Linked DNA regions of Mus musculus: all the other regions are linked to region 2. A link is a loop called in an ENCODE intact Hi-C map of the cell type or tissue named here. Cell type or tissue: heart. All regions are shown on one strand. Links, peaks and the distances in the headings refer to the core of each region. The heading gives the core; the rest is flanking DNA.

Region 1 (7,476 bases), core at 1,981-4,480, 450 kb before region 2:
TTACTGAGGGCTCAGGGAGTATCTCAACCAGGAAGTGCTTGCCTAACATGCATGAAGCCCTGGGCTCTGTTCCCATCTTTGCATAAAACCTTGCAGGCCTGAAGTCCTAACACTTGAGAGGTGTAGGCAGGAGGATCAGAAATTCAAGGACATCCTCAGGTACCTACTAAGCCCGTGTTATGGGGTTTTTTTTTTTTTTTTTTTTTTTTTTTGAGATAGAATCTCATTATATAACCTGCTGGCCTTAAACTCACAGAGATCTGCTTGTCTCTCTGCCTCCAAGTGCTGAGATTAAAAGCATGAGCCACTCTGCCCGTGCTTTACACGGCAAACTAGAGATCAGCCCAGGTTACAGGAGATCTGCCTAAAGGAAAGACACACCTACATACCTACCTTGTGTAACCCACTGTAAGCCCCAGAAGGAAAGAGGCCTTGTTTTGTCTATAGCTCTGACCAGGGACTTTAAGTCATTTTCAGAATAAAACTTCCATATGCCAGGAGCAGGTTTTTGTTTCTGACACACTGAGATTTCTCTTTCACAGTCCTCAACCTGAGACACGGAACAGGAACAGCTCAGAGCTTCTAATGTCTTTCTTCCCTCACCTGTGAGGGGGATCCGCTGTCTGGGAAAGGCAGGACCTGAAGTGTCCGCAGCAAGGGGAAGAGGCTCTGTGTGCGAGAAGGTAGGGACAAGCTGGAGTTCTGCAGATGAGGGTGTAGGATGCTTACACAGAATAAAAAGTCACGGTGGCCAATTTTGCCTAAGGAAGCTCAAAAGGGGAACTGAAGGAAGATTGGGGGTGGGGGAGGGGAGCAGCCCAGAAGAGGGGGGAACAAGAAGGCCCTCTGAGCTGCCGCTTACCTTCTGTTTCCCACATCTGCTATAACCAGATCGTATGACGCTATCTCTTGATCCTGCTGAGCCAGAGTGAGCAAAGCACCCCAGTGTGTGTTTGGCTGCTGTCTGTTCTGGTGGAGACCAAATTGCCCTGCCCCTTACTCACTGGGAAACCTTATCTTTGACTCCTTAGAGGATTGTATTGATATCCTCTTTAAATATTGACCAAAGATTTACACCTTAATCCCTAAGGCTTTCTCTCCCTAAAGCTGGACATATGGAGAAGTGTCTTTAATAAGTTTTTTCCTCATAGATTTAATAATTCTACAATTTTAAGAATCATTTCATTAAAAGATGGAAAAAAGCCCCAAACAAACAACAAACCTGGAGTTCATTTAGTCTGCTTTTTTTTTTTTTTTTTTTTTTTTTTTCTGAAACAGGGTTTCTCTGTGTAGCCCTGGCTGTCCTGGAACTCACTTTGTAGACCAGGCTGGCCTCGAACTCAGAAATCTGCCTGTCTCTGCCTCCCGAGTGCTGGGATTAAAGGCGTGCACCACCACACCCAGCATTTTTTTCCTTTTTAAAAGAAGATTTTTTTTTATTTTATAAGTGTTTTGCCAGCTTACATGCATGTGACATGCATGTATGCCTGATGCCCGTGGAGGTCAGAAGAGAGTGTTAGATGCTCTGGAAATGAAGTTACAGATAGTTACAGACAGTGTGCATGCTGGACCCTGAACTCAGGTACTATACTATACAGGTATTAAGTGCTCTTAATCAAGCCTCTCACATCATATTTTTATAGTTATATACATATATATATATATGTGTGTGTATACATATAATGTCATATATGTATACACACATATACATATATATATATATATACATACACACACATACATACACACACACATATAATTTTTGAGAGTCTTTCTATGTAGTCATGGCTGTCCTAGAACATGCTATGCAGACCAAGCTGGCCATGAACTCACAAAGACCCATCTGCCTCTACCTCCCAGTGCTGGGATTAAAGAAGCTGTGTATCATCATGCTTGTCCTGACTTGATATAAACATAAGGACACAGACTCAAACCTTAATAATATGTTATTTAAAAATATACTTATGAAAAAAATAAACAAATAAAAGGACAAGAGGCAGAGGCAGGAAGATATCTGTTAGTTCGAGGCCAGCCTGATCTACAAAACAAGTTCCAGGACAGCAGGACTACATAGAGACCCTGTCTCAAAAAACCAGGAAAACAAACAAACAAAAAAAACCAACAAAAAACAAAACCAAAAACAAACAAACAAAAGATTCAAAAAATATATCAAGGCACATACTCTAAATCACATACAAATTTACAGAAGTTAGTGAAAAAAAGGAAAGAAAGAAAAGAAAAAGCTTACTGAATAATCCTGATAACCTAGGCTGCCCCCCCCCCCATCAAGGTAGAAAAGGAGAACCAGCTACTACTACATACCACACTAATAAATACAAATGTATAAAAGGTGGTTTAAAAAGTTAATAGAAGGAGGCAGGTGGTAGCTCAAGCCTGTAATTCCCGCACCTGGGAAGCAGACGCAGGACGGTCAGGAGGTCAGGGTCATCCTTGGCGACATAGTAAACTTTAAACCAGCCTGGGCAGCCTGGAACACCTGAGATCCTGTCTCAACCAAGGAACAACACGCAAACAAACAGGAACCCAAAAGTTGATAAAATAAAATTGATGACATTAATGTGACAGGTGGCATTCAAATGGTTTTAAACCACCGGCAAAATACTGGATCTTTGCCACTGCGCATCTGCAGTTTCATTTATTTCCACAGGTTTTTTTTCTCCCCCCTCTTTTCTTCATTCTACCATAGTGTCACCTGGTGTCAACATATCCTCCCACACGGAACATGCACATGGACATTCATAGCAGCGTTACAGTGTGTGTGTAGAAACCTCCCAGGTGTCCATCAACAGGCGAGGTGGCCAGAATAGCATTCCTTTAGGAGAAGACATCAAGTTTTTCTAAATAGCGAAACAGTCACCAAGTAGCGCTGGCAGACGTCCCTCGGCCACGGAACAGTTGACAGCGGCGCCTAGTTGGCCCCATTTCCCTCCCGTGCCCACAGAATACTGATTGGCTGAGCTCAGGAAGGGGCAGGGTGAAGCTCAGCGGGACGGGAAGAAGCCCGGTCTCGCGAGATCCTCTTGGTTCCGCATTTTGGCTCGCGGAGCTGTGGGAGGCAGCGCGGAGGAGCCCGCGGTCGGTGCTTGGTCGCGGCGGCTGGAACTCGGTACCAAACCCGGGCCGTGAAGCTTCGGCAGCCCTGTAGAGCCGCGGACCGTCCTCTGCCTCCCGGTGCCCGCGGCGGCGCCGAGTCTGACGGGGCGGGGGCCACGGCCCCTCGGGCTAGCGAGGATGAGCTTCCTCTTGTGAGTGGGCCGGGCCGGGCCGGGGCGGGGCGGGTGTCGGTCGGCAGGGCCGGGCCGAGGGGCCAAGCGGAGGGCGGAGCCCGACCTAGGGCTGCTCCGGGCCTGCCGCCCCGGGATCGGCTAGCGCAGGAAAATGTGCAGTGCCTCGGTGACCAGACCAGGCTGAGAAAGAAAGGCGCAGGTTCTCAGTGGCTTCCCACAGGTTTGCATTTGGGAAGAGGGCATTGCTCCTTCCAATGTGACTTTTCTCTTAGCCCAGGCGGGGCTTGAACCTGGACTCCTCCTGCCTCTGCTTTCCCAAGGAGCCAGGATACAGCCTCGGCCACTAGGACAGGCCTCCTTTAAATGTGGGGGTTTTGTTTTGAGAAATGGTCTTGCTATGTAGCCCAGGCTGGCCTCGAGCCCTCTTAGATGTTGGGATTAAAGGTGGGTGCTTTCATCTCGGCCCACATGTGAATTTTTTTTAAGGTTTTTATTTTTTTTGAGAACTTAATAGATGCGTATTTTCATTTCTAACTCCTCCAGTGCCCTCTCATCTCCCATTCAAATTCATGTTCTCTTATCTATATTCTATATTACGTCTATACAACATACATACGTAATGGATCCAGTTAGTGTCGTCTGTATGTACTTGGGTGTAGAGCTGACTATTTCATTATGAGTCTATTTGAGCTTGTCCCTGAAAAACCTGACTCTTCTTGTGGACTGTCCATAGCTCTTCAGCCAGGTGAGGTAAATGGAAGTTTTTATTTATAACTTAAACCGATGGACAGTTTTTCCCACTCTTTGGCTATTCTGAATAACGCTGCTGTGAGCAGCTGGTTATAGGTTTTTGGGTATGTGTGTGTGATGGTATCTCCTGGGTCTTAGTGAGGTTTTTGCATGTTAGCCTTTGAGGCACTGCCAAGCCTTCTAAAGCCTGCACTGCATTTAACATCCCATTCTCATTGTATTGAGTTTTCAGAATTCTTCAGTTCACACCTGCCTGGTAATTACCACTGATAGATCTGAGGGTGAAGTGGAATTTATTGATTTACATTCTCCCAATGACCAGCAATGTTAAGCATCGTTTGTGTGTGTGTGTGTGTGTGTGTGTGTGTGTCTGTGTCTGTATTTTGTGTTTTCAGACTATTTGTGGATAGAGTTTATTGAGATCCTTTTCCTATTTTAAAATCAGATTGTTCTTTATTTTGTTAGCATCTGTTAATTGTACAAATTAATGGGTTTCACTGTGACATTTCCACGTGTGTATATGGTGCAGTGGTTGTGTCCGTCTGACTTTTTGGTTTCAGTTGTAAGAATTCTTTATGTATTTTGGATATGAGTGTCTCATTACATCTGTGACTTCTTCCATCCTCAGCGTTATTTTAACTGTTTTGATGGCATCATTAGAAGAATGTAAGTGTATTTTTCAAAGATTTATTTAGTTATTTAGTTTTTTTTTTTTTTTTTTTTTTTTTTTTTTGCTTGTTTGGTTTTTTTTTTTTTTTGAGATAGGGTTTCACAATGTAGCTCTGGCTGTCCTGGAGCTAACTATGTAAACCAGGCTGACCTCCCAGAGATCTGCCTCGCTCTCCCTCCAGAGTGCTGGGATTAAAGATGTATACCAGTATACCCAGTTTAGGATTTACTTTCATTTTATGAGTATGAGTGTTTTGCTTGTATGTATGTATGTATGTATGTATACCATGTACATCCAGTACCCACGGATGCCAGAAGAGGGCATCAAATCCCATGGGACTGGAGTTGTGGATGGTTGTGAGCCACCATGTGGGTGCTGGGAGCTGTATACCCCAGTCCTCTGCAAGAACAGCAAGTGTTCTTAACTACTGAGCCATCTCTTCAGCCCTTGAAGCACAAACCTCAATTTATCATATGAAGATCTTATTGAATCTTAAGAAATCATTTAATGTTAATTTTCCATATTCAGTTTCCTGTTATTCAGTTTCCTGTCTCCATGTGTTCCTGGGGTGATCCTTCTAATGTATATAGTTCTTTATAAAGTATGATATTTAGTCTAGTACTTTCATAATTTTTTACTTTTTACACTATTTAAAATTTACTTTCACAGGTAAGGTGTAAGTCCACGAGTCTGTTCCCTTCCCCTTTTAGATGTTGTCACAATTCTGATATGTCTTATTTTAATGCTTTTTCTGTTTTGTTGTTGTTTGTGCTTTCTATGGGTTACCAAAATAGACTTTGCTCTAATTTGGTTCTGTAATGTGTTCAGCTATGCTTTGACTATATATACCACATTACCTATTTTTACTGCACAGCATCCCATGATGTGGATATACACTCCATATCTACGAGTGCATGGAAGGAGTAGATTTGCATTGTTAAGATGTTGCTATAACAAGCACTAGAATCTACAGTGTGTCCTCCCCCACACGAACTGCTTGGTTAAATGCTCTGGTAGATGGGGATAATAGATTGTCCTATGCAACAACTTGTGTGTTGCTCCTGCACTAACACTTTTAAATTTTTACTTGTTTGTTTCATATATGTAGATCTGTGAGTGTGGAGTAGGCACACACTGTGTGATGCTGTGTCCTGATACACAGAGCATCATAGAAGAGGGCATTGGGGGCCTCCTATCACTTTTTGCCTCTTCTTTAAGGCAAGGTATCTTTTTGAACTTGAAACTCCTTTTTTATCCCCACTAGGCTGGAAGCCAGCAAGTTCCAGAGATCCTCCTTGTCTTAGTGTTGTGCTGCTGTGAAGAGACACAAGAACAGGGCAACTCTTACAAAGGAAAACATTTAATTTGGGCTTGCTTACAGTTTCAGAGGTTTAGTTCATTGGCATCATGGTGGGGAGCATGGCAGCATACCTGCTGACATGGTGCTGGAGAAGTAACTGGGAGTAACTGCAGGAAGAGACAGACAGACTGGTACTGGGCTTTTGAAGCCCCAAACCCAGCCCCAGTTACACACTTCCTCCAACAAGTCCATCCCTCGTAATCCTTACAAATAGTGCCACTCCCTAAGTATTTAAATACATGATCCTATGGGGCTAGTCTTATTCACGTAGTCACATCCCCATCTCCTTCCCCATTACCACAGAAGTAATACTTCACATTGTTCATACAACATATAAGCCTCTCATTTTTTGCATTTATCAATCGTTTTTAGTTGACCATACTCATTTCTTGACAATATTCTCCCTAAGTACCCTAAAGCACTAGCATTTCCTAGAGTCGGATTACAGGTTGTCTTTATGTTGTGCAGCAAGTGCTCTTAACTAGACAGTCATCTATTCAGTCTATGCTCTTGCTTTTATAGAGGTGTGTGTGTATCTGTGTGTCTGTGTCTGGAGCCGAGGGCCTCCTTAATGCTGGGCAAACGTTTGACACTGCTGCATTCTTTTTTGTCATCATCCCCTCTTCCATTTTGGCCTTATTTAGGGAGTACTTTTTATTGATCAGCTTATTTATTCCAATATTTATTTATTTGTGTGTGTGTGTGTATGTAAAAACAATACATGTTCTTAACTGCTTAGCCATCTTTCCAGTCCCTTCATAGAGCCGTTTATACACTTAAAATGCCAGTTTTCTTTCATTGCTAAAACTTCATACCTTTTTACCTTTAACCCAACAGCAGCAGCCGCTCTTCGAAAACATTCAAACCAAAGAAGAATATCCCTGAAGGGTCCCATCAGTATGAGCTCTTGAAGCATGCAGAGGCGACTCTCGGAAGTGGCAATCTGAGGCAAGCTGTTATGTTGCCTGAGGGAGAGGACCTCAATGAATGGATTGCTGTTAATAGTAAGTTTTTTAAAACATTCACTTGTAGATTTATAGAGTTTGCTAAAATCTCATTTAATGAATTTTCTTTTATAGGTATAATTATTGTATATAACAGCTATCTATAAAATACATTTATTTAGACTTTACTTGTCAAAGGCCTTGGTTTTGTGGTTGAGTGGAGACACTTGAAGTGCTGAGTGCTTTCTTGGTGAGAATATCGTCAAGAAATGAGTAAGGCCACCTAAAAAAGTGCTTGCACGGGGGAGACTTACATGTTGAACAATGTGAAGTACTACTTTTTAGGGAAACCCTGTTTTTGATTTTACTCAAATTATCAAGTTTGGGCTGGAAAAATAGGTCAGTGGTTAAGAGTACATGCTCTTCTTGAAGAGGACACAGTTTGTCTCCCAGCACCCATATGGGGCAGCTCACAACTGCCTGTAACTCTAGCTGTAGAGAATC
Region 2 (7,476 bases), core at 1,977-4,476:
GGCTGGCCTTTGAACTGTCAACTCTCCCATCTCCAGCTCTCAATTGGTAGGGTTTCAGATGTGTGGAGTCTCCGTACTAGGGCAAAATATAACTTTGGTTTTGGTTTTGTCTGTTTTGATTAAGGGTCTCTATGTAGTCCTGCAACCTGCTATGTAAATCAGGCTAACCTTGAACTCACAGAGACCAGCCTGCCTCTGCTTTATCCCAAATCCTGGGATTAAAGGTGTAGAAACATCATGCAAAGATCTTTTCTTTTTTTGAAACAGCCTTATGTGCCTCCAGGCTGGCCTTGGTGACACTAAGTAGTTTTGAGTGCTGGAATGGTAGATATTATATGTTAAGGACTAGGTACAATATTAAGGCCTAGGTAACTGTCACCTGGCCAGCCTGCCATTATAAGGAAACTTGCTCATGTTTCTACTGTTACTAGGAAACTTTCTAATGCCAGGATTGGTTATGTATTCTGTTTTGTTCTGTGCCCTGGGAAACCAATCTAAATAGAAATGCTTTGCATGGTTACTCACAGCAAGTTTGGGTCTGAAGTGACCATCCAACAATACTTTCTGCACCTGACTATAAGCTTTTATGGGATTTGCTGTTATAAGCTGCCCCTGGGATGAACCCCAACATAAGAGATATAAGAAACTATTTAAAATAAGACCCCCCCTCCATTTTGAGTAGGGGTCAAGTAAAGTTTAAGTTCCCAAGACTTCCCTGGGAACTGACTTCCTAATTGGCAGAGAGAGACAGGTATGTGGGCAGCTGACATCCTGGTTAACAAGTTAAGATATGAATTTTAGTCAAAACAAGTCCCATCCTGGTAGACAAGTTAAGACATGAATTTTAGACAAAGGCAAGTTCCCTGCAGCCGTTGAATACCCTAACCAATGGGAGCAGGACAAGTGTACACAAAGACATCTTCCTAAGGAAGTTCCCCATCCCTAAATCCTGATTGGTGAAATAACATGGCACAAGATGTTTGCGGCTTGGGGCTTTACAACCCTGGAGGATCTTAACTTGGAGTCATGGTTTGTCTCCTGAGCCTGACTCAATAAGTCTTGGGATGTGGCATTCAGTAAACCATCCCTAGTAGACCAAGATCAGTGTCTGAGTGGCTTGTGTGGCAATTCCTAGACCCCCAACAGGTATGTGCCACCATACACATATCACACACAGAGTCAGATTTCTTGATTCACAAAGTAAGTGCTCATTCCTAAACAAAACAAAAAAGGAACTGGGCTGGAGAGATGCTTCCGTGACTAAGCTCACATGTTGCTCTTGCAGAGGACCCAAGTTTATTTCCCAACACACGTCAGGTAGTTTACAACCACCCATAAATCCAGGTCCAGGTGAACCTGAGGCTTCTGTCTTCATTGGAAGCCTATACCCAAGTGCACATACCCTACACAGACACACAAATACATACTTAAAAATAAATAGGCCACACACAGTAGTGCATGCTGTTAGTCCCAGCACTTGGGAAACAAAGTCAGGTGGATCTTTGTGAGTTTGAGGCCAGCCTAGTTTACATACAAAGTTCCAGGTTAGTCAGGGCTACATAGTGAAACCCTGTCTCAAAACAAACCATAAAAATCTTTAAGTCATGGAGGGAAGAAATGTAGATGTGTCCTCTGGTCTTTCTTCAGAACTGGAGAGAAAGGGACTTGGGGCCCCTGAAAGCTGAGTGCACCCACCTTTCAATGTGCCTGCTAGAACTGGTATGCCAGCTGGGTACTGCCATTTCTCCTGTGTTAGAGTCCAAACTGGCCTGGCCAGCCAGGGCTGAAGATCTGAACTTCCTTTGATGGCAAGAAAGGCAAGCAGGAAGAAACAGAAAGTAGGGTTTTTTTGTTTTGTTTTGTTTTGTTTTGTTTTTGTTTTTTTGTTTTGCCCCCTCCAGTTCCACTCCATCCCATAGAGCTCTGGAGCCCTGGGGACCAAGCTGAACAGGGATGAGAGCCAGGAGGCCCAAGTCTCAATGTGAGAGGGGAAAGGATAAAGGAAGAGGGACAGTAAATGCCAAGGACTCATTTCAAGAGTAAAAGACTGGGAGGTTTGAGGTCATGGAGCAGATGCTGACTTAGTCAGGAGCAGAATCTACTCGGCGAATGCGCCCACCCCTTCGCCTTTACTTCTCTCACATTTGTCATTGTCACTGGACGTGTGGAGGGAGGAAGGTGATAGCCCAGCCCCATCTAGATCTCTTCCTTGGAAATCACTGCTGAATAATTTCTTGGCATTTTGGCTAAGATCAAGGTCAGAAGATGCTAAATGCAATTCCCACAGTCTTACTCTGTGCCAGACGTGGCCCAAGTGACTCAGATGAGCTGACCCAGTTAGCATCACATCTAGGGCAGGCGATGGTGCTGTTACTGTCTCTGTCTCCCAAAGAACCAAGACACAGAGATTCAGTTCCCATCAATTCCACATAGCTTGTACCCAGAGGAGCACGGTTTGAAGCTGGGCGGCTTGGCTGCAGAAACCCTGTGCTTTTCCCTGGTTCGCTGGTTCTGCCTTATGGCCTGCCTTTCAGCCCAGGGACCGGGTCCCACCTCAGCTCCAGGCTTCGTCTCCCTTCTCTAGCTTTATCTTTGTAAGGATACTTCTCACAATTCTCACAGCTGTGTTTCCTCACACCGTGCCTTTAATAACTCAACTTGTGACATTCTCACAGACTCATACATCCATTGGGTCTAAGACAGGGGGGAAGCAGGATAGGATAGGGGGTTTCCACAGGGAAATGTAAATAAATAAAATATCCAATTAGAGAGAGAGAGAGAGAGAGAGAGAGAGAGAGAGAGAGAGAGAGAGAGAGAGAAAGTAAACAAGGTGGGGTTGTGGAGTCATCACCCTGATAGCAAAACCTCTTCATTGGAGCTGTCGCCTTCTGCCCTCTAGTGGCAATCAGAGGAGCAGCCGAGAACAACAGCCAGGAGTGGTTTCCTGACCTCGTGCAAGGAGTTTTGAGGGACAGAGATTTTTTTTCCTTCTACCAGTCTTGCAGTGAAGGCCAGCCAGGGAGGCGTGATAGCATCCACCACACACATTGCATACACTACTTGTGGACAGGATTCATTTCCGTAGTCTTGCCAGGCTGCATCAATGGTATCACCAGCAGAAAGAACTGGAGAACCAGGCTCTTTTTCCCCACACATGCCTGAAGGACTGCCAGTTCTCTAGGACTCCCAGAAGCAGCATGGGGTGCTGGGAGCCATAATCAGATGCACTCTACTCTACTCCATGACAAATATATACCATACTTCTAATAGGTGACCTCCTGGATAGTGCCCACCTCCTAAGAGCAAGTTCTCCTGGTGATGCTCCATGCAGTGACCAAGTTTATTGTTTGGTATCCTGTGCAAACTTACCGGAGCACAGTCCCAGAAGGGGAGAAAGAGCAAACTAGGAGAGTTTTGACCACTGTATGGTGCACACAGGTGATCTGTGATCATTTGTCCAAGTGACCCAGTGTACCAGGCCCCACCCCTGTCCCTGTCACATGATAGGACTGTACATTGAGGGGCTTTCTAGGGAAATGGTCCTAGATCATTATTCAAGCGCTGTCTTCTAATGTGCCAGGCCCAACAGAACTATGTGCAGGGGTGATGTGGTAGCTTCAAAAGGAATGCCCCCACAGGTTTATATATTTAAACGTGCACTCCCCAGTTGGTGGAAATATTTGGGAAGGATTAGGGGTGTGGCCTCATTGGAGGAGGTGTGTCATTGGGGGGTGGGCTTTGAGGTTTAAAAAGCCCATACCATTCCTAGTTAGCTTTCCCTGCCTCAAGATGTAAGCTCTCAGCTACTGCTCCAGAGCCATGCCTGACTGCCTCTTGCATTGCTCCCTGCCATGGTGGTCATGGATTCACCCTCTGAAACAATAGGCCCTCCAATAAACTCTTCCTTCTATAAGCTGCCACAGGGTGTCTTATCACCGAAGAAGAAAAGTAACTAAGACAAGTGCACAGGATTTGAGGGGGAGTGGCAAGAACCCCAAAGGGGAGGATCAGACCCTAACATGCTGTTAAAGGAAAGTTCTAGAGACTGAGAGATCTCTGAAATGAAAGGGCTTGTGAGACCATTACAGCCCAAAGCCAGGGAGACAGGACCAGTGCTGGGAAGTTTTCCCTCAGGCACTAGCTGTAGAACTAGCTGTCAGTTAGAAACACCTGTCTGTGTTCTCGGTGGTGTTAGAGTCACAGCCTGGGCTCTCTCCAGCCTCTCTAATTAGCCAGACTTGACCATTGTCCTGAGTCTGCCAACTGAAGAGATAAGTGGTAGTGAGAAGCAGAGAAAGGAGACTCATTCCGTGTGGGAGGGGAAACAAAATGGTGATGGCCACCAACCCACAAGTCCCTCTTCCAGGGGACAGACATGAGGTTTAAGTTTCAATAATAGCTAAGCAGTTCTGGAGAAAGTGGTCCACCCATCACTGAGCCTTTCACCGTCTCAGCTCTTGTGTCTCCTGCCAGACGGTCTGCCAGGCTGTCAGAGCTGTGTGAAATTTCTTTCTGGGAGACAAGCCCCTGCTCTGGCTGGCATCAGCTTCAGCCCTTGGCCTTCCAAGTGTGAGATTCTCTCAAGAAAGCTGATTTTTTTTTTGGAATTTGTTGTCTCAGTCCTCTGATGGTCAAAGTGAGAGGCAAAAGTATTTCTTGAGATCTTCTCTCTTGCTAGGATGGCTACTCCAGATGTTTGATCATGAGAACCTGAGGCTGGTGAGATGGTTCAGAGGGTAAAGACACTTGCCGCCAAGACCAGCGACCTGAGTTTGATCAATTTGATCCTTGGGACCCACATAGTGGAAGGAAGGGACAAACCCACACAAGTTGTCCTTGTCCTTTAATGTCTCCATGTGCACTTTGGCATGTGCACACATGAGCATTCTCTCTCTCTCTCTCTCTCTCTCTCTCTCTCACACACACACACACACACACACACACCTAATGTAATAAAAAACTTTTAAAGGGGGGCTGGAGAGATGGCTCAGAGGTTAAGAGCACCTGACTGCTCTTCCAAAGGTCCTGAGTTCAAATCCCAGCAACCACATGGTGGCTCACAACCATCCGTAATGAGACCTGACAGCCTCTTCTGGGGTATCTGAAGACAGCTACGGTGTACTTACATAGAATAAATAAATAAATAAATAAATAAATAAATCTTTAAAAAAAAACTTTTAAAGAAAAAAAACCCTTGAGAAACAAAGGTGAAATTGTAAGTCCTCAGATCCTTAGATAAAGGGGGGGGGGAACAAGAGGAAATCAGGCACATTTTAGGGACTAGAGGTCAGGACAATGGACAGGAGAAGGTATCACATAAGGAGATGGTACCCTAGTGGTGGTCCTCTTGGGAGTTTTGCCTGCTGCCTAAAACTGTTAGCTGGTTTCTCTTGCTCTACCTTCTGGCCTGTAACTGACTTTAGGATATTGTACATTTTTCTATTAGCAACACAGAGAGGTGGGGAGGGAGGGAGGAAGAAAGAGAGGAAGAAGAAAAGGAAGAGGAAGAGGGAGAGGCACACCATTGGTGGGTGTAGCCTGGCTGGCTGGCGCAGGCATAGAGCACTCCTCTTGAGGAAGCCTCCTCAGTCAGGCTGGCAGAGTTGTTCCCCTTCATTCTCCTTTATTCAAGCAGCTCCAGACATTGCCCTGACAGGAAGGAACTCAAGGCAAGAAGAAAAGGGTTGGACCCTTTCTCATGAGGAGAAAGAAGAGGGGGTGTTGAGCGGAATGGAGGATGGGGACCCTGCTCGTCTGCCTTCTAGTGCTGCCCAGAGTCACAGGACAGACTGCAGACAACGTGAGGCCTGTGAGGACATCCTGCCCTGTCCTAAGTACGTGGGCCAGTATCGACCCACTGGGGCTGTGCAGAAAAGCTCCATGCTGTGGATCCCGCATGTTCCAGGACTGCTTGGTGTTCTCGACCCCTCCTGACCAGCACACATCACCCTCTTACAATGATGGTATTCTCGTAAACCCATTCTACAGCAAAAGAAGCTGAAGCACAGAGAAAGTGGGTATGGTGACCCACCGCAGTCTCCTAGGAAACCAGACTCTCAGTGCTAAAACTATGAAAGTCATCAGCAAACTGGACAAGGTGGCTACCCTAGCCCCTAGTCTTCCTCCCACTGTCCTCATCTTCTTCTTTCTTTTTTTATTTTTATGTTGTTTCTTTGACATGCTCTTGTACCCCAGGCTGGCCTCAAATTCACTATATAACTGTTTGTGGTGAATTCCTGATCCTCCAGCTTCCTGTATGCTGGGATCACAGGAGTGTACCACCAGGCACAGTTATATTCTTTTTTTTTCTTAAAAATGTTTTTTTTTAAGGATTTATTTATTTATAGCTGGCAAGATGGCTTAGCGGGTAAGAGCACTGACTGCTCTTCCAAAGGTCCTGAGTTCAAATCCCAGCAACCACATGGTGGCTCACAACCACCCGTAATGAGATCTGATGCCCTCTTCTGGTGCACCTGAAGTCATCTACTTATGTATAATAAATCTTTGGGCCAGAACAAGCTGGGACTGTGACCAGAATGACTGGGCCAACGAGAGTGAGCAGAGGTCCTAAAAAATTCAATTCCCAACAACCACACGAAGGCTCACAACCATCTGGACAGCTACAGTATACTCACATACATAAAATAAATAAGTAATTAAAAAGAGAATTTATTTATGCTATACTCCTAAGTATTTTGTCTTCATGTATATGTGTGCACCACATGAGTGCCTGTGGAGGTCAGAAGAGAGCATTGGATTACATGGAAATGGAGTTACAGACAGCTGTAAGCTACCAAGCAGGTACTGCGAACTGAACCCAGGTCATCTGAAAGAACAGCAAGTGCTTTTAACAACTGAATCTCTCCAGAACCTCTCCTCTTCTTCTTTCTCCCCTCCTCCTCCCTCTCCTCCTCTCCCTCCTCTTCTTCTTCCTCCTCCTTCTCTTCCTCTTTCCCTCTTCTTCCTCCCCTCCTCCTCCTCCTCCTCCCCCTCTTCCTCTTCTCCTCCTCATCTCCCTCCCCTGGCTGGCCTCTAACTCACTTTGTAGGTAGATCAAGCTGGCTTTGAACTCACAGAGATCCTCCTGCCTATGACTCCTGGGTGCTGGGATGAGAAGTGTGTGTCACCATGCCTGGTCCAGTCACATTAATAACCACTGAAATAAATACAGTAATACAGTGTCTTGGAATGCCCTCTCTTCAAATACTACACACACACACACACACACACACACACACACACACACACACACACACACACTTCTTTCTGGCATCGTCTTCCACATGTACACATACCACCATCTCTCTGCAACTCCTCAAAGGAAACACACTCCTCCCTCAGCACAGAACGTCCTGCCCACACATCATTCAGCCAGGTGCACACGTGTGTGATGCGAGGGATCAGAATCAGGCAGTCATGGAAAAGGGAGCAAGCGTGTTGCTGGGGTGTTGGGCCTGAATACCCTCCTTCCTTCCT
Region 3 (7,476 bases), core at 1,981-4,480, 140 kb after region 2:
TATGAAGACTGGCCTACCTTGTCTTGGCAAAGTTCTGCAGTCATCTTCCTGTGTGTCTTTCTTGGTCAAGTTTTGGACAGTATGCTGTTAAGGCAAGGGCAGTTTTTGTCCAGTGTCTAGCTTTGCCACATTTCAAGCAAATTCCATGCAGAGGTTCTTGGATGCTCATCATCTTCTTTGAAGTATTATTGCGTTGCTGCCAAGAGCAGACTTGACTTGTCTCATTGTCACAAAAAGCCTTTTATTAATAAAAAACCCATAAGTGCCACATTCTACAGATCTCTGAAGTGTCTAAATACCATCTATCTAAGGTATATCTGAATAGGCAGACATTGCTTGTTTCAAGCTATTTACTATCTGTGTAACTTTGAAAACATCTACAGGAGGCTAAATAAAACTTATTTCTGTAATTAAAAAACTAGCATTCAGGGCTAGGAAGCAGGAGTGGATGGGTGGGGCGCAGGGGGAGAGGGGAGGGTATAGGGGATTTTCGGAGAGGAAACTAGGAAAGGGGATAGCATTTGAAGTGTAAATAGAGAAAATATCTAATAAAAGAAAAATAATTTGAAATTAAAAAAAAACTAGTATTCATAATGACCACAAGTTTGATTGACTACTAACTTGCATTTCTTAATTATCCTAAACAGTTTGTAATAGTAGGTTTTAAGGCCTAGAACTTTACATCACATTTTAAAATGAGTTGCAATGGTACAATACCTTAAACAGGAGTCAAAACATACAGTACATGAAATATATGTAATGAAATAGAACCTTAAATTTCTACCAATATATACAACTCTAAGCCAATCTAAATATTTAGCTTGTTGATGCTCTTTATTTCAAAAGTTGATTCAATAATCTACCCTTTTGTCCTATTATTCCTATATCTCCCCCCTTTTTTTCCATCCCCTCTTCCCCCCCTTCCCCCTAACACTAGGTAGGAGAGAAAAAAGGATAAAGAGAAAAAGAGGAGATCCTTGAATCTAACCTCCTATACTTGGTTTCCTTCCTGATCACGACCATTTACAACTTGTGATCAACCCCCCTTTAATGATGACAAACTTCCATCACCCATGAAATGACCATAAAACCACCCACCCCACCTTTTGGGAGTGAGGCTATCATTCTCTTAAATTGCCTCCAGCTGTCTGGGGTGAGGGCATCCTCTGGGGGCCCTAAGAAAATTGAGATATGGGCCAAGTTCTGGGAAAGCTAGCTTTATCATTTGCTGTCAATCCCTATGTGATGGGAAAGTGCAGAGCATAACTGAAGCTCTGGCTGGAACAATCCTCGAGACTGGACCAATTGAGCTAGCTGTCTGCTGCCAAGCGTGTACCTAAAGCCTTATGGGGGGTTCCCTATGATCTGTTGACTGAGGGAGAGAAGTCTAGGACCTGGCTTACTGGCAGTCCTGAACATTATACCTGCACCACCAAGAAGTGGACAGCTGCAGCATTACAACTCCTTTCTGGATTGTAGTTCATTCCAGAGTCCATATAGACCCATTAAACGTTGTGCTTCTTTCTGGATGGTGGGAGGATCCAGGTACAGTAACTTACCTTTCACCTTGGAAGGAATATCTCTGCTTGCTCCACACCACTGGACTCCTAAAAATTTCACCGAGGAGGATGGTTCTTTAATTTTTATTTTTTTTAATTTGTAATTTCTTGTTTTTTTGTTTGTTTGTTTGTTTTTTTTGTTTTGTTTTTTTTTGTTTTTTGTTTTTTTTTTCAAGACAGGGTTTCTCTGTGTAGCCCTGGCTGTCCTGGAACTCACTCTAGACCAGGCTGGCCTCGAACTCAGAAATCCACCTGCCTCTGCCTCCCAGGTGCTGGGATTAAAGGCAGTTCACCACTGTCCTGCAGTCCTTTAATTTTTTTGAACTAGCTTATATTGGCATAACTGAGTCAATTTAAAAAGATAGAACATTGAAGAAAACAGTTAAAAAAATTTTAGCCCAATCTTTTTCATGGGTAAAATCAATCAGGATTATAGATGTTCACCACTCAGGTAGTTTATTTTTTGAATTCTGAAATGATATAAAAATTTTTCAATATTAGTCTTTTGACTTAAACTTTTTTTTTAGAATTATTTATTTATTTTATGTATATGAGTACACTGTAGCTGTCTTCAGACACACCAGAAGCAGTCATCAGATCCCATTACAGATGGTTGTGAGCCACCATGTGGTTGCTGGAAATTGAACTCAGGACCTCTGGAAGAGCAGCTAGTGCTCTTAACAGCTGAGCCATCAATCAGTTCAGCCCTTAACTTTTATTCCTTTCTAATTTCCCATTTTATTATTCTATCTATTTTGTGTTGTTTGAGACAGGGATGTGTAGCTTTGGTTGTCCTGGAACATCTTCTGTAGACCAGGCTGGCTTCTTTCCCAGATTTCTGCCTGCATCTTGCCTGTCAAGTGCTGAGATTAAAGGCCTGTACCAACACTGCACGGTGTAATTTCCCATTTAAGAGGTGGGAGATAAGGGCTGGAGAGATGGCTCAGTGGTTAGGAGCACTGACTGCTATTCTGAAGCTCACGAGTTCAAATCCCAGCAACTACATGGTGACTCACAACCATTCCTAATCTGGGGTGCCTGAAGACAGCTACAACGTACTTGGGTGTGGAGGCACACACTTATAATTCCAACAGTTGGAAGGCAGAAGCAGGTGGGATCTATGTGAGTTCAAAGTTCCAGACCTTTTCTTTAAAAAGGGGGCGATGGGAGTGAGCAGTAAAAGCGAGAATATGTTAATAAGTGAATGTTACGTTGTGATACTGAGGGAATAGTAATCAGAGAAGGCTTCATGGAAGAGAAGAGGGATGGTTTGCAGGTTCTAAAATCTTGAGTGATGTTACCCAGACCGCTGCAGGTGTAGGACCAGCCATAGCTGGCGATCGCCCCCTTCTGGCAGAGGGCGGCCTTGTCCCCCGACAGCGTCTCTGGAGAACGCGGAGCCTGAGGCACGCAGGCGCAGTGAGCGGACGAGGGCTTTAGGCGAAGATGCGCATGCGTGTAGTCCCATGGAGGCGGTAGCTGCTTCATCGCGGTGACTGGAGGCCGAGTGCTAAACTGTGTGGGGCACGGATGGGATCCAGCTGTTAGTCGGTAGGCATAGGTAGGGCCGCTGCCTTGCGGGGAGCCGGGGACTGGAAGGCAGAGGTCCTTAGCGCAGGCCCCGAGCGGTCCCTGCCAGGTCGCGGTCGACTATTGTATGTGTCGCAGCCGCTGCGTACAAGATGGCGGCGGCGGGGCGGGTGGAGCTGAGGGACCCCGGGTGGGCCTCGGCCGTGGCCTGTTTCCCCTCGCCACTCGCCGACCGCGCCGTCGCGCCGCAGTGCCCGTGGGCGCAGCCGCCGGATGCTGCTGCTCTGAGGAGGAGCGGGCGGCGCCCTCGGGGAGTCCGGCTGCCCCTTCCCCAGCGCCGCGGGTCTGCCGCTCCCCAGGCCTGACAGCTAGCGGGAAGACCGCCGCGTGCCCGAGCGCCTTTCGGAGCCCCGCGGGCCGCGTGCGCCCTTAGTCGGGCTGGAAGAGCTTCCTTGCAGGGGGCTGGGAGCGGGGTGTGCGGGCTGTTGTGGGCCAAGCGCCCCAGTGAGCACCGAAGCCGAGATTGTCGGCCCTGGGATGTCGTCGAAAATGGCGGTGACACTTCCACATTCTTAGAGGAGTCGTGAACACTGATGTGGGGATACATGCTTGTGTTGGTGTGGTTCCTAGCTTGGGGAAGAGCGGAGAGGTCTGTACACCGACTCTCATCCCCGAGGATGTGCCAGACGTCCTTTGTTGTTTGAAGTAATTGCCTATGAGGGAGTCTCAGTATTACAAAATCTTTGAGCTTGACAGTGATTGTAGCCTCGAGCTATTTAATATTAAAATTACCCTTTGGCAGTTTGGGAATTCTGGAAGGCGCACTCAATGTGAAAAGTTCTGAAGAAAAGCTTCTTACCAGGATCCACCCGACCATGTGGAGTCAATCTTTCCTAACCAGTTTGGAAATTGTTCACTCTCACATAAAATTCTCCCTCTCTTCATTTTGTGTATGATGGGTTAACTTGTTTTTCAGGGGAGTTGTGTTTACTGCTTAATTTTAGAAATTTAAAATGACAGACTGGAAAAAGATTACAAGAAAAATTAATGTAAAGCTGTTAACACAGAAAAATAAAGTTGTTTATTACATTTTTTCAAAATGTTATTAATGATTATACACTTAAGATTTAGTGGGCTCAAGCTGCTTTACAAATTTTGACTTTTATATTTCCATATTCTGTAATGTGTACTTTCATATTTGTAGAATCCAAAATGTAATATACTAAAATATGCTAGACCATTCCCCGCCTTATCATTTGTGTAGGAACCAATGGGTAAAGATAAAACAGTTGAAAGAAATTACAAAAATCTCCTTCATTTGTTTTGATTAGCTGGTTTTCAAATGTGTTCATGACACATACATAACCTTGTACATTGAATACGTTGTAGTTTTCTGCATTTGTTATGGAATGTGCTTTTTACCATAAATTCTAGTTCTAAAAAAGGTTGTCTCAGTCATCATTTTCTGGGTGTTGTAAGAGTGTTTTAAGATCTCTGAGACTTTGGTTTTTATGTAATAAATAAAAATGAGGAGTCTAATGGGCAGAGAATAGGTTTTGGAACCAAAAGTTATGGATTCAAATCCTTTTTGCTCTTATTATGTGTGAGACTTTAGTTGTTTTAGTCTTTCTGAACTTTTGTTTTCTTTTTTTTTTTTTTTTTTTTTTTAAAGATTTTTTATTTATTATTATAGTAAGTACACTGTAGCTATCTTCAGACACACCAGAAGAGGGAGTCAGATCTTGTTACAGATGGTTGTGAGCCACCATGTGGTTGCTGGGATTTGAACTCTGGACCTTCGGAAGAGCAGTCGGGTGCTCTTACCCACTGAGCCATCTCACCAGCCTCCGAACTTTTGTTTTCTTATTTGTAAACTTGCACTACTTGTTTGCCCTTTCTTTTAGTACACTGAGATCCAGTATGGAATGCTCCTATCCCTCATCATATAGATGTTTCTTTTTCTTTTTTCTTTTCTTTTTTTTTTTTTGAGACAGGGTTTCTCTGTATATCCCTGGCTGTCCTGGAACTCACTTTTTAGACCAGGTTGGCCTTGAACTCAGAAATCCGCCTGCCTTTGCCTCCCAAGTGCTGGGATTAAAGGCGTGCGCCACCTTGCCCGACTCATAGAGATGTTTCTTAATTATTTATATCAGATTTTATTTGTTTCAAAATTAACGTGACTAGGTACCATCTTCTGATAGAAAATTGTAGCCTATGGATACTTCCTCTTAACTAAAAACTGGAATCTAGATTAATAGAATTGAAAACTATCAAACTTGAAAATATTTTGCATCTATAAATTTCATATATGACTTTTATTGCACTTACCAGAATTTAGTGTAATAGTTTGTTGACTATTTATACAATATTGCTAGGTAGCACAGACTAGCCTAGAACTCATTGTGTTAGTTCAGGGTGACCTTGGAATTTGGAGGTAGAGGTAGTATACAATAACTCCCAAGTGTTAGGATTTCAGGCATGACCCCTTTTTTGTGGCAATTAAATAATTGTTAGTTTTTGTGTCTGAGTAACTGGTATGTATTGGATGCCCCAATTGAATATATGAACACAATCAATAGATGCAAGAGCCTACGTGGAATTTCATGCTTAATTCACTGTCCCTTGCCATTGATGTTTCGAATAAGTCTGTTCAGTTTCTTAATGAAATGCTATAATGTACTAAGAAACAGTGCTGTTTGACAGTCTGAGCTGTTTTTTCAAGGAACTAATGACTATTGAAATGTGATAGTTAATAGATTAGCAAATAAAATATTTGCTGTGACTAAAGTTAATAAGCTCTCATATCTAACCTTTTATTGTTCTAACTTTGTTCCATTATTTGTGGTTGAAAATAAAAATGGGAGGAAAATATATAGGAAGTCAGAAGAGAATAGTGGAAATAATCATGAGAGAAGGTAAAGTATAGAATTATACTCAGCCACATTGTTTCTATGAGAAACAAGAATAATACGTTTTGGATTGACAAGGATAGGGAACATAGTGATATCTCCAAGGGTACATATGTGAGCTTAGTGATTACTTGGGATGTAATTATTTCGATGATTTCTCAAGTCTTTCGAAATCAAACTGTGCTCAATTTGTACCAGTCCTGAATTGTCTTTATATTTTTATTTTCATACTTTTTGAAATTAAACTTTCAAGTAGTTTTTAAAGTTGTCTGTACTTAGTGAAAATTGTAATTTTTTTCTTTTGATTTTGATTTTTGTATTTTAAAACAGGGTTCTGCAAGGTAGCTCAGGTTGGCTCTTAAGTCCCCGTGCTTCAGCCTCCCATATGCTTGCTACCAGATTAAAATTTTTAAATTGTTAATAAAGATTTCTTAATTGGCTATTCAGACAATATTGAAATTTCCCCTCTACCTTACATAGAGGTATTAAATTTATTGAAGTCAGGATCCAAATAAGATTTGTACCTGCAACAGTTTATTATTGATTGTTTGATATATCCCTTAAGTTCATTTATAAGTTCCTCAGCTGCTATTCAGCCAAGAAGTACTTTGCTTCATAAATATTAAATGATAGATAAGTAATGCCTTACTTCATCAATATTTGAATCTATGTATTTTGATGTAACTTTAAATATGTACTTAGTGGGTAAAATTGCTTGCTGTCAAACCTGACAACTTTGATCTCCAGAACCCACTTTAGAAGGAGGTAACACACTTCCCCAAGTTGTCCTTAGATCTCTCTACTAATGCTTAACGACACCCACACCCTCCAATCTTCAAATGAATAAAAATGTGTTTTAAAATTACTCAGGAACTGCTAGATGTCACTTTAGGAACTACTGAGAAAGGTAGAAATATACAATTGTTTCCAACACAGTGCTTTCAGGAGCTATACCTAACTCCTTAGTCAAAGTTTAATAAAAGAATACCTATCTGTTGAAAACATTTCATTTACTTACCTAAGTGTTGAGTGCCTGTTGCATGCCAGGAGTTGGAATTTTAATTAATAGTCACAGAATATTTGTGAGGGTTTTAAAATTTTATGCATATGAATGCCTGAATGTATGTTTGTGATCTATGTGTATACAGTGCCTGTGGGGGGCCAGAAAAGAGCATTGGGTCCCAGGTTCTGAGCCACCATTTGGGTGCTGGGGACCAAACCTCGGTCCTCAGTAAGAGCAGTGAGGGCTCTTATTTGTTGAGCCATCTTTAAGTATTTTTTAAAAATTTCCATTTCAGGCCGGGCGTGGTGGCACACGCCTTTAATCTCAGCACTGGGGAGGCAGAGGCAGGCAGATTTCTTGAGTTTGAGGCCAGCCTGGTCTACAAAGTGAGTTCCAGGACAGCCAGGGCTACACAGAGAAACCCTGTCTCAAAAACAAAAACAAAAACAAAAACAAAAACAAAAAACAAAACAAA

Evidence for each region. A loop is a pair of places that touch in the nucleus more often than their neighbours do. Peaks named below come from ENCODE experiments on the same cell type or tissue, not always from the same donor. Only the 100,000 strongest peaks of a DNase experiment are listed, where the experiment ranks them.
Region 1: it touches region 2 in a loop (2.1-fold over the local background); 2 of 42 quality-filtered maps call a loop at or near these places.
Region 3: a loop joins it to region 2, with 3 times the contacts of the local background. A loop is called at or near these places in 2 of 42 quality-filtered maps.

The regions. Positions count from the first base shown.
Region 1 is chr6:83,323,002-83,330,477 of GRCm38, forward strand. Mob1a (MOB kinase activator 1A) reads left to right here and starts at 3,038. Exons shown (of 6, transcript NM_145571.2): 1 at 3,038-3,266; 2 at 6,866-7,032. The coding sequence starts at 3,253. It also overlaps a transcript of Mthfd2 not described here. In heart, for the core only: no CTCF peak of the experiment used is centred there; DNase peaks (open chromatin) are centred at 3,010 and 3,270; H3K4me3 peaks cover 2,260 bases; H3K27ac peaks cover 1,539 bases.
Region 2 is chr6:83,776,310-83,783,785 of GRCm38, forward strand. All of the region lies in intron 1 of Gm52907 (predicted gene, 52907), which reads left to right. Among named protein-coding and RNA genes, the nearest start is that of Gm52907, 4.1 kb to the left of the region's middle. In heart, for the core only: a CTCF peak has its summit at 2,919 (motif pointing left); a DNase peak (open chromatin) is centred at 2,902.
Region 3 is chr6:83,911,370-83,918,845 of GRCm38, forward strand. It overlaps Zfp638 (zinc finger protein 638), which reads left to right and starts at 2,984. Exons shown (of 27, transcript NM_001355286.1): 1 at 2,984-3,110. In heart, for the core only: no CTCF peak of the experiment used is centred there; a DNase peak (open chromatin) is centred at 2,972; H3K4me3 peaks cover 1,842 bases; H3K27ac peaks cover 1,236 bases.